Regions from separate parts of the Homo sapiens genome. Here all the other regions are linked to region 3. A link is a contact called in ENCODE Hi-C or POLR2A ChIA-PET data. All regions are on one chromosome and are shown on one strand. Each heading gives the region's core, a stretch centred on a gene start or an enhancer-like site at or near the end of the contact. The rest is flanking DNA. Distances are from core to core; before and after follow the strand shown. Region 1 has its middle 9.4 kb from the start of LINC02422. Region 2 has its middle 19 kb from the start of H3-5. Region 3 overlaps DENND5B (DENN domain containing 5B).

Region 1 (3,532 bases), core at 452-2,951, 490 kb before region 3:
AATGGCTTTATCTTTTTAAATGGTGGATAACAAATCCCCAACATGCCTGTCTTTTGAGTTATGCCTCTCCCAGTCCGGATCAGTTGCTTTCTACATTTGCTGTTTTTGATCCTGTGATTTTCCTTCGCCATCACTTTGCGTCTCTCCTGTTTCTTCTATTCCCTTCCCTTTCCCTCCCCTCCCCTCCCCCACTCCCCTTCCTCTCCCTCCTTCCCTCCCTCCCTTCTTTCTTTCTTTCCAGGGGAATTGGCAGGGGAGCAGGAAGTCAAATCATATGTCACCATGTGACTCTTGGGACTCCTTCTTCTCATGTTTCTTCTTCTTTGTAGTAGGGGCAGGGCCAGCAGCAGGAGCTACAGAGCCGGGGCAGCAGAGGCGGCCACAGCCTTGTGGGAGAGCACAATGGCAACTTGCCAATACCCTGGGCAATGACACCTTTAATGTTTTTTCCATTCAGCTCACTGATGATCTTGCTGCACTGGTTGCCATTGGCCTTATTGCTTATATTGTACAGGATCTTCTTGACGTCCTTGGTGCTGGGCAAGGGGTTGCCCCCGAGGGCAGCCAGTAGGTAGGAAGGACGACCTTCTGTGTCCCGGAGGAAAAGAAAGCCACACCTTCCTCTTTTAGTTTGTTTCTTTTCTTATTCCTGTGTTGCTGCTGAGAAACCCAATCCAATTCCGACTCCCCCACCACCCTTTTGTGCCACCCTTCTACCCCTTCTGGAAGCCTGAGAATCTCCTGTTTGTCCTAGATATTTTACATTTCACAATCATATGCTTTAGTGCAGGACAATTTTCATCTATTATGATGGACACTTTCAATTTGGTTCTTCTATTCTGAGTGTGTTTCTTCAACTATTTCTTTTTTTTTTTTTTTTGGAGATGGAGTCTCGCCCTGTTGCCCAGGCTGGAGTGCAGCGGCCCAGTCTCAGCTCACTGCAACCTCCGCCTCCTGGGTTCAAGCGATTCTTCTGCCTCAGCCTCCCAAGTAGCTGCGACTACAGGTGCATGCCACCACACCCAGCTAATTTTTTGTATTTTAGTAGAGACATGGTTTCACTGTGTTGCCCAGGCTGGTCTTGAACTCCTGAGCTCAGGCAATCCGCCCGCCTCAGCCTCCCAAAGTGCTAGGATTTCAGGTGTGAGCCACCACGCCCAGCCTGAACTATTTCATTGTTGATTTCTTCCCCTCTGTTTTACTCTTCCTGGAAATTCTATTATTTGGCTGCTGAACTTCATAGATTTCATAAATTTTCTTACCTTTTTTCTCTCATTTCCTATCTCCTTGTCTTTTTGCCACGCTTTCTGTGTAATTTCCTCAATTTTATCTTTCAATTCTTCATTAAAATGTTCATTTCTTATCATGTCTTTAACGTCTAAAATTTCTTCTTGTTCTCTGAATGTTCCTCTTTTTACAAAATAACATCTTGTTCTTGTTTTCAGAATGCAGTATCTTTTCTTATCTTATCTTTCTCAAGACTGAGAAATGGAAAACTACAGAAACCACAACTTGAAAAACAGTACAGAGACCACAATTTGCAAGACAGATAAACTATGTCAGCAACAGCTCAGCTTGGACCCAGGTGTTCAGGAAACAAAACCACAGACTTTTTCACAGACAGCCTTGCCTAGCCTATCGACACAGTCAGTGACTCAACTTTGCAACTTTTGACCAATTCTTTCCTGCCCTAACTCTACCCTTCCTTCCTGCCCCTCCCCCAACTCTTGTTATCCCCGCCCTAAAAGCATCCTTTGGCTAACGCCTCCTCAGTGAAACTGTATAAAACTCAAATGTTAAAGCTACTCGGCGTCCATTTGACTGACTCCATTTGCTCACTATCTCCCTTGCCTGGCACATTTCTAATAAACTAAGCTTCCTTAGTTATTGTTATTTGTTATTTGTTTGTTCTATGTTTTAACCATAACAGATTTCTTTGCTGCTCTTTTATGAGAAACTTTCTTTTTTTTTGAGACAGAGTCTCACTCCGACGGGGTTTCACCATGTTGGCCAGGCTGATCTCAAACTCCTGACCTCAAGTGATCCGCCCGCCTCAGCCTCCTAAAGTGCTAGGATTACAGGTGTAAGCCACCGGGCCTGGTCTTTTATTTATTTATTTTTTTGAGATGGAGTCTCGCTCTGTCACCCAGGCTGGAATGCAGTGGCGCTCTCGGCTCACTGTAACCTGCACCCCCTGAGTTCAAGTGATTCTCCTGCCTCAGCCTCCTGAGTAGCTGGGACTACAGGCGACCGCCACCATGCCCAGCTAATTTTTGTATTTTCAGTAGAGATGGGGTTTTACCATGTTAGCCAGGATGGTCTCGATCTCTTGACCTTGTGATACACCTCCCTCGGCCTCCCAAAGTGAGTGAGGGAGCCACCGCGCCCAACCGGCACCTGGTCTTTTATGAGAAGCTTTGACTGAACATGAGTTAGTTTTCTTTCATCCACATAGTATTCTGTTTCTCCAAGGTGCTTTCCCTGCTTGTGTGCTTTTTGTCTTGCATGATAGAGGCTTACTTTAGAGTTCTGGTAATTTTTGGTTTCTTACGATGAGGAATGAAGGACTACAGCTGATTGGAAGTTTGCAGTATATGGAGAGCTCTTGTATTTCTGAGTTTACTGTAGGGCCATTTATTTGTTGGGTAATCTTATCAGTTTCTCTTCTTTCCTCTTGGGCTGCTTTGATTCCTGAGAGAAAGGTGTGACAATCCCCTTCCTAGAGGGTAAAGATCTGGCTGACATGGTTTGGGCACTAAATGATTGATGAAGGCTGTGAGGCAGGAGGCAGGGGCTTAGCAATCAGCAAGCATGTGATTGTGTAAACCTCCATTTTTGTTTGGTATCAAAGCTCTCAGCTGTACTTGATGTTTCCCAGTCCACAGACTCCAACTTCTGCTGAAACTAGGGAGAAACAGTCATCCAGCAGCATGAGAGCAGGTAGAAGATCTGGGTCTGTTTGTGATTCTACAATATAATCATTTCTGTTTTCAATTTTTCTCTACTGTTGCCACATAATTCAGCTTTCTCAGTTCTTCTGAGTTAGTCTGCAATCATCTCTTTGCTTTTTAGCTTTCAAAGGTTTATCATCGGCCAGGTGCAGTGTGGCTCATGCCTGTAATCCCAGCATTCGGGAGGCTGAGGCAGGCAGATCACCTGAGGTCAGGAGTTCGAGACCATCCTGGCCAACATGGTGAAACCCCGTCTCTACTAAAAATACAATAATTAGCCATGTGTGGTGGCATGCGCCTGTAGTCCCAGTTACTGCAGAGGCTGAGGCAGGAGAATGGCTAGAACCCAGGAGGTGGAGGTTGCAGTGAGCCAAGCTTGTGCCACTGCAATCCAGCCTGGTGACAGAGTGAGACTCTATCTCAAAAAAAAAAAAAAAAAAAAAAAAAAAGAAAAAAGAAATGTGAAGACAGGAGATTTGAGAGGGGCCAGGGGCAGAATTATAGGGTTTGGCTGTGGCTGCACCCAAATCTCATCTTGAATTTTAGTTCCCATAGTCCCCACATGTTGTGTAAGGGACCCG
Region 2 (3,351 bases), core at 199-2,698, 400 kb before region 3:
GGGAGTTTGAGACCAGTCTGGGCAACATGGCAAAACCCCTTCTCTACAAAAAAATACAAAAATTAGCTGGTGCTTGGTGGCTCATGCCTGTAGTCCCAGACACTTGGGAGGCTGAGGTGGGAGGATGGCTTGAGCACTGGAAGTCAAGGCTGCAATGAGCCATGATCGCACCATTGCACTCCAGCTTGGGTGACAGAGTGAGACCCTCTAAAAAAAAAGGAAAATAGGAGCTCAGAGGAGAACTGGGGACATATTTATCCACAGGTGGTAATCAGAGCCATGGATGTGGTTAATAACCTGGCCAACGTGGTGAAACCCCGTTGCTAATTAAAAAATACAAAAATTGGCCGGGCATGGTGGCTCACGCCTGTAATCCCAGCACTTTGGGAGGCTGAGGTGGGCAGATCACCTAAAGTCAGAAGTTTGAGACTGGCCTGACCAATATGGTGAAACCCTGTCTCTACTAAAAATACAAAAATTAGCCTGGCGCAGTGGCGCACACCTGTAGTCCCAGCTACTCGAGAGGCTGAGGCAGGAGAATCACTGGAACCCAGGAGGCAGAGGTTGCAGTAGGCCGAGATCGCACCACTGCACTCCAGCCCGGGCAACAGAGGAAGACTCCATTTCAAAAATAAAAAATAAAAAATTAGCCAGGCATGGTGGCACACGCCTGTAATCCCAGCTACTCAGGAGGCTGAGGCAGGAGAATAACTTGAACCTGGGTGGCGGAGGTTGCAGTGAGCCAAGATTGCGACACTGTACTCCAGCCTAGGGGATAGAGTACGCACTCCAGCCTGGGGGATAGAGCGAGACTCTGTCTCAAAAAAAAAAAAAAAAGAAGAAAAGAATTAGCTGGGCCTGGTGGCAGGCGCAGCTACTGGAGAGGCTGAGGCAGGAGAATCGCTTGACCCCGGGAGGCTGAGGTTGCAGTGAGCTGAGATCGCGCCACTGCACTCCAGCCTGGACTAAGAGCGAAACTCCGTCTCAAAAAAAGACTGGCAGAAGAGCATAAACTGACAAAGGAGTCTAAAAAGAAATGAGCAGAGATGCAGGCAGAACACCAGGAGAGCATCATGTCACAGAATGCTGCTGAGAGTTAAGGAATACGAGGATTGAAAAACAGCCACTGGATGGAAAGACAAAGGGGTCATTGATAGCGTTGGGAAGAGTCATTTTGGGGGAGTGGATGAAGCTAGATTGCAGTGTCAAGGGAATAAGTACAAGTGACAGGGAGTGTAGATGACTGTGAGAAACGTAGACATAAAAGGGAAGAGAGATAGGCCACAGACTCATCCCTCCATAAATAACAGTTTTGTTATTACTATTTACTAGTCATTTTTCAAAAGCAAAACTTTGAGACATTTATTTACTTCCCCACATTACCAATTATTACATCATAATTCTGAGTGGCTGTCTTATATCTTCTCAGAAAAAGTGCACTATTGAGTGGCTGGCATCTCATAGAGAGCTTCAGTCTTTGGTCATAGCATTAGGAGCCCTTGGTTTCACAGGTCATTTAATAGATTGTTTAGGTACTTACACTTAAGATTTTCTTTCTTTTTTTTTTTTTTTGAGACTGAGTCTCGCTCTGTCGCCCAGGCTGGAGTGCAGTGGCACGATCTCGGCTCACTGCAAGCTCTGCCTCCCAGGTTCACACTATTCTCCTGCCTCAGCCTCCGGAGTAGCTGGGACTACAGGCGCCCGCCACCGCGCCCGGTTAATTTTTTATATTTTTAGTAGAGACGGGTTTTCACCATGTTAGCCAGGATGGTCTCGATCTCTTGACCTTGTGATCCACCCGCCTCGGCCTCCCAAAGTGCTGGGATTACAGGCGTGAGCCACTGCACCCGGCCTACACTTAAGATTTTCACCTAAGTATCCAATTTACTTGTTTAGTGGATTTTTTGATTAATTAATTTTTTTTGGAAACAGAATCTCACTGTCACCCAGGCTGGAGTGCAGTGGTACAATCATAGCTCACTGCAGCCTCGACCTCCCAGGCTCAAGTGATCCTCCCACCTCAGCCTCCCAAGTAGCTGGGAACACAGGCATGCACGACCATGCCCGGTTAATTTTTTTACTTTTTGTAGAGATGAGGTTTCACCATGTTGCCCAGTCTGGTTCTCGAACTCCTGGGCATAAGTGATCCACCTGCTTCGGCCTCCTAAAGTGCTAGGATTACAGGTGTGAGCCACTGTGCCCAGCCTTAATTAATTATTTTAACATTAATTTTATTTTTTTAAAAAATAAGCAGGCCAGGCATGGTGGCCCATGCCTGTAATCCCAGCACTTTGGGAGGCCGAGGCAGGCAGATCATCTGAAGTCAGGAGTTCGAGACCAGCCTGGCCAACATGGTGAAACCCCATCTCTACTAAAAATATAAAAATCAGCCGGGCGTGGTGGTGCACGCCTGTAGTCCCAGCTACTCGGGAGGCTGAGGCAGGAGAATCGTTTGAACCCGGGAAGTGGAAGTTGCAGTGAGCCGAGATCTCGCCACTGTACTCCAGCTTGGTGACAGAGCGAGACTCCGTCTCAAAAAAAAAAAAAGCAATACATCCAAATGCTTCAAAATTCAGAAAGAGGCCAGGCACGGTGGCTCACACCTGTAATCTCAGCACTGTGGGAGGCCAAGGCAGGCGGATCACCTGAAGTCAGGAGTTCGAGACCAGCCTGGCCAACATGGTGAAACTCCATCTATACTAAAAATACAAAAATTAGCCGGGTGTGGCGATGCACACCTGTAATCCCAGCTACTCGGGAAGCTGAGGCAGGAGAATCACTTGAACCTAGGAGGCGGAGGTTGCGGTGAGCCGAGATCGTGCCACTGCACTCCATCCTGGGCAAGGGGGAGACTCTGTCTCAAAAAAAAAAAAATTCAGAAAGAACTAAAAGTTCAGTGAAAGTTTACTTTTCACCGTATTCCTGAACCCCTAGTTTCCTTCCTGGGGCAGCTGTACTTTATTTAACCAGGAGCCTAGTGATGAACATTTGCTTGTTAACAGTCTTCTATTATGAATGAAACAATGGATAATCTTGTATATGTCATTTTGTGCATACGTGAGTGTCTTCAGTCTATTTCCCTAGAAGCTGAGACTGGTGGAGCTTCGTAGGCAAGTGATTTATTAGGAAAGTAGTCTAGGTAGAAATCTAGGAGGGTGAGGGAGGGAAGCAGGCCAGGGGAGGGGAAGAAGGAAAGCAAGAATGGTTTCAGGGGAAGTCTAGACTCAGCCTATTCCTACCGGGAGCCCTGAAGCATAAAGTGCAAGCAGAATCTGTCTGCCCTTAGGCAAGGGACCAGAACATTTGTACCCTACCATAGACAGTCACTGGTTAAAGCAGCACATAACTCCC
Region 3 (3,723 bases), core at 372-2,871:
CTCAAACTCCTGACCTCAGGTGATCCATCCGCCTCAACCTCCCAATGTGCTAGGATTACAGGTGTGAGCCACTGAGCCTGTCCAAGAGATGTATTTTTTATAGAAAGCCGAATGATAGCATTTATTCTTTCCTTCATTGCTAATTCTTATTTGCAGTGGGTCCTCTTCCTTACTTTGGAGAATTTTTACTTGTATCAATTAGGAATTGCATTTAGCTGCAAGTATCAGAAACTTGAAAACCAGTGGTTTACAGCATAGTAATTTCACTTACATAATAAAGGTCTCAAAGTAGGCAGTGGGCAGTGCTGTCACGGACCCAGGCTCATTGTCTTTTTCCTGTTAGACATGCTCTGTGTGTGCTAGTTACCTCATGGTTTCAACATGGCTGTTCTCAGCATACCTTCCAGCAGGAAGGAGAGAGTGCCAAGGAGGGGCAGGATCTGTGCTAGAAAGACATAATTTTCCAAAAAATCTCAATAAATATCACTAACATTTCACTGGCCAGAATTGTGTAGGTTTTGGCTTTCCAGTCTCTGGTAACGGAAGACAAAGGAAAAGGGAATTGGAATGGGGATTAGGCCATCCTGTAATGCCTGTCAAGTTACTATTCGTTGATTAGGTTACTGCAGGTGTAAGAAACTAAAAAGTTATATACAGTTTTAAAATTGGGCCGGGCGCGGTGGCTCAAGCCTGTAATCCCAGCGCTTTGGGAGGCCAAGGCAGTTGGATCACAAGGGCAGGGGTTAGAGACCAGCCTGACCAACATGGTGAAACCCCGTCTCTACTAAAAATACAAAAATTAGCTGGGTGTGGTGGTGGGCGCCTGTAATCCCAGCTACTCAGGAGGCTGAGGTAGGAGAATTGCTTGAACCCGGGAGGCGGAGGTTGCAGTCAGCCGAGATTGCGCCACTGCACTCCAGCCTGGGCGACAGAGCGAGACTCCGTCTCAAAATAAATAAATAAATAAATTAATTAATTAATTTAATTAAATCGAAGAGGCCAGGCACAGTGGCTCACACCTGTAATGCCAGCACCTTGGGAGGCCAAGGCGGGTGGATCACATGAGGTCAGGAGTTCGAGACTGACGTGGCCAACATGGTGAAACCTCATCTCTACCAAAAAATACAAAAATTAGCCGGACGTGGTGGCGCTTGCTTTAGTCCCACCTACTCAGGAGGCTGATGTGGGAGAATCACTTGAACCCGGGAGGCAGAGGTTGCAGTGAGCCAAGATCACACCACTGCCCTCCAGCCTGGGTGACAGGTTGAGACTGTCTCTAAATAAGTAAGAAGTAGTAGCAGTAGAGGATTCCTAAAATCCTCCTTATATCTGTAGATTTCTCTTCATCTGAGTAACTCTTTCAATTTGAGGAATTCTTCATGAAAGAAATTTTTAAATTTAATCATATTGCTTTTTCATACTTAAACTATGAAATCACTGTTGTGCATCTGTGGGCCTTTTGCAGCCACAGAACTGCTGACCCTAAACATGCCTTTTTCTGCAGATTTTCTTAGCAGTGCAAGAAATGAGAAAAGCCTCTGGCACCTAAAATAAAGTCTTAACACTAACCTCTTCTGCTTTCAGTTTCAAAACCCATTTGATTCTGATGATTACTAAACCGTGAATATATGGCCTTTTCTCTGACATTTTCCTATCCTAAAGCCAAAATAAAAGGACACAAAGGGAGACTCTTCACCTAACATAAAGAAAGTCTTTTATGTAAAATTAGGGAAATGAACCATTTATCTCATTTGTTTTCCTCATCTAAGAGTGCACTGAACCATGAGCTCATATTGTGAGGCTATATCTAGGCACCTTCTTTAGTAAATGTTTTTCATCCTACTTGTAGATCTTTCACGGAGGGCTTCTAACACCCCCTCTTATGATCAAATGGGCAGAAATCCCAAGGATAACAACAAATATTGATTCTACCCTACTTAAAAAAAAAAATGGCTGGGCATGGTGGCTCACACCTGTAATCCTAGCACTTTTGGAGGCCGAGGTGGCGGATCACCTGAGGTCAGGAGGTCAAGACCAGCCTGGCCAACATGGGGAAACCCTGTCTCTACTAAAAGTACAAAAATTAGCTGGGCATGGTGGGCGCACACCTGTAATCCCAGCTACTCCAGAGACTGAGGTAGGAGAATCGCTTGAACCCGGGAGGCGGAGGTTGCAGTGAGCTGAAATCGCCCCACTGCACTCGAGCCTGGGCATCAGAACAAGACTTCTTCTCAAAAAATAAATAAATAGTGGCCAGGTGCGATGGCTCACACCTGTAATCCCAGCACTTTGGGAGGCCTTGGTGGGTGAATCACGTGGTCAGGAGTTCAAGACCAGCCTGGCCAAGATGATAAAACCCCGTCTCTGCTAAAAGTACAAAAATTAGCTGGGCACGGTGGCAAGCCCCCGTAATCCCAACTACTTGGGAGGCTAAGGCAGGAGAATCACTTGAACCCGGGCGGCAGAGGTTGCAGTGAGCTGAGATTGCACCACTGCACTCCAGCCTGGGAGATAGAGTGAAACTCTGCCTCAAAAATACATACATACATACATACATACATACATACATACATACATACATACATGGCAGGTGGCTCATGCCGGTAGTCTTAACACTTTGGGAGGCCAAGGCAGGCAGATCTCTTGAGCTTAGGAGTTTGAGACCAGCCTGGGCAACATGGCAAAACCCTGCCTCTACTAAAACTACAAAAAAATAGCTGGGCGTAGTGGTGCACACCTCTGGTCCCAGCTACTGGGGAGGCCGAGGTGGGAGGATCACTTGAGCCCAGGAGGTGGAGATTGCAGTAAGCTTGAGATCGTGCCACTGCACTCTACCCTGGGTGACAGAGCGAGACCGTGTCTCAAAAAAAAAAAACTTTAAAATTTTACAATCAGGCCAGGTGCAGTGGCTCATGCCTGGAGTTCCAGCACTTTGAGAGGCCAAGGCAAAAAGATCGCTTGAGTCCAGTTCAAGACTAGCCTGGGCAAAATAGTGACATGCTGTCTCAACAAAAGAACAATTAAAAAGTTAGCTAGGGGCCGGGCACGGTGGCTCATGCCTGTAATCCCAGCACTTTGGGAGGCCGAGGTGAGCAGATCACCTGAGGTCAGGAGTTCGAGACCATCCTGGTCAACATGGTGAAACCGCATCTCTACTAAAAATACAAAAAATAGCTGGCCGTGGTGGTGTGCAGTTGTAATCCCAGCTACTCAGGAGGCTGAGGCAGGAGAATCGCTTGAGCCCGGGAGGCAGAGGTTGCAGTGAGCCGAGATCATGCCATTGCACTCCAGCCTGGGCCACAAGAGCAAAACTCTGTCTCAAAAAAAAAAAAAAAAAGCTAGAGGTCGGACGCGGTGGCTTATGCCTGGAATCCCAACACTTTGGGAGGTTGAGGCCGGTGGATCACCTGAGTTCAGGAGTTCGAGACCAGCCTGGCCAATATGTCAAAACCCCTTCTCTACTAAAAGTACAAAAATTAGCTGGGCGAGGTGGCAGACGCCTGTAATCCCAGCTACTTGGGAGGCCGAGGCTGGAGAATCACTTGAATCCAGGAGGCAGAGGTTGCAGTGAGCCAAGAATGTGCCACTACACTCCAGCCTGAGCGACAAGAGTGAAACTCTAAATAAATAAAGTTAGCCAGGTGTGGTAGCGTGCACCTGTAGTCCCAACTGCTGGGGAGGCTGAGATGGGAGGATTGCTTGAGCCCCAGAGATCAGGGCTGC

What was found. Hi-C counts contacts between places; a loop is a spot of excess contacts on that map. ChIA-PET counts read pairs that join two places held with the same protein, here RNA polymerase II (POLR2A). Pooled maps may share reads with other maps.
Region 1: a loop to region 3 is called in a pooled map, with 15 times the contacts of the local background. The contact joins two enhancer-like sites. A Hi-C loop is called at or near these places in 9 of 37 single-sample maps with no recorded cell type and 7 of 50 pooled maps. POLR2A ChIA-PET finds 5 or more read pairs at or near these places in 1 of 52 experiments (activated B cell).
Region 2: a map of GM12878 shows a loop between it and region 3 (4-fold over the local background). The contact joins two enhancer-like sites. A Hi-C loop is called at or near these places in 1 of 168 maps with a recorded cell type or tissue (GM12878), 18 of 37 single-sample maps with no recorded cell type and 5 of 50 pooled maps.

What each region holds. Positions count from the first base shown.
Region 1 is chr12:31,894,865-31,898,396 of GRCh38, reverse strand. It overlaps the pseudogene RPLP2P4. Among named protein-coding and RNA genes, the nearest start is that of LINC02422, 9.4 kb to the right of the region's middle. RefSeq lists a silencer at 2,316-2,415. Within about 2 kb of position 1,701, at least 18 of the 41 ENCODE cell types and tissues checked have a DNase peak (open chromatin) inside an H3K27ac peak, as active enhancers do.
Region 2 is chr12:31,809,253-31,812,603 of GRCh38, reverse strand. No RefSeq gene overlaps it. Among named protein-coding and RNA genes, the nearest start is that of H3-5, 19 kb to the right of the region's middle. Within about 2 kb of position 1,448, at least 2 of the 41 ENCODE cell types and tissues checked have a DNase peak (open chromatin) inside an H3K27ac peak, as active enhancers do; they include GM12878, where a contact is called at or near this core.
Region 3 is chr12:31,404,374-31,408,096 of GRCh38, reverse strand. All of the region lies in intron 14 of DENND5B (DENN domain containing 5B), which reads left to right. Among named protein-coding and RNA genes, the nearest start is that of LINC02387, 37 kb to the right of the region's middle. RefSeq lists enhancers at 1,797-1,966, 2,847-2,986. Within about 2 kb of position 1,621, at least 3 of the 41 ENCODE cell types and tissues checked have a DNase peak (open chromatin) inside an H3K27ac peak, as active enhancers do; they include GM12878, where a contact is called at or near this core.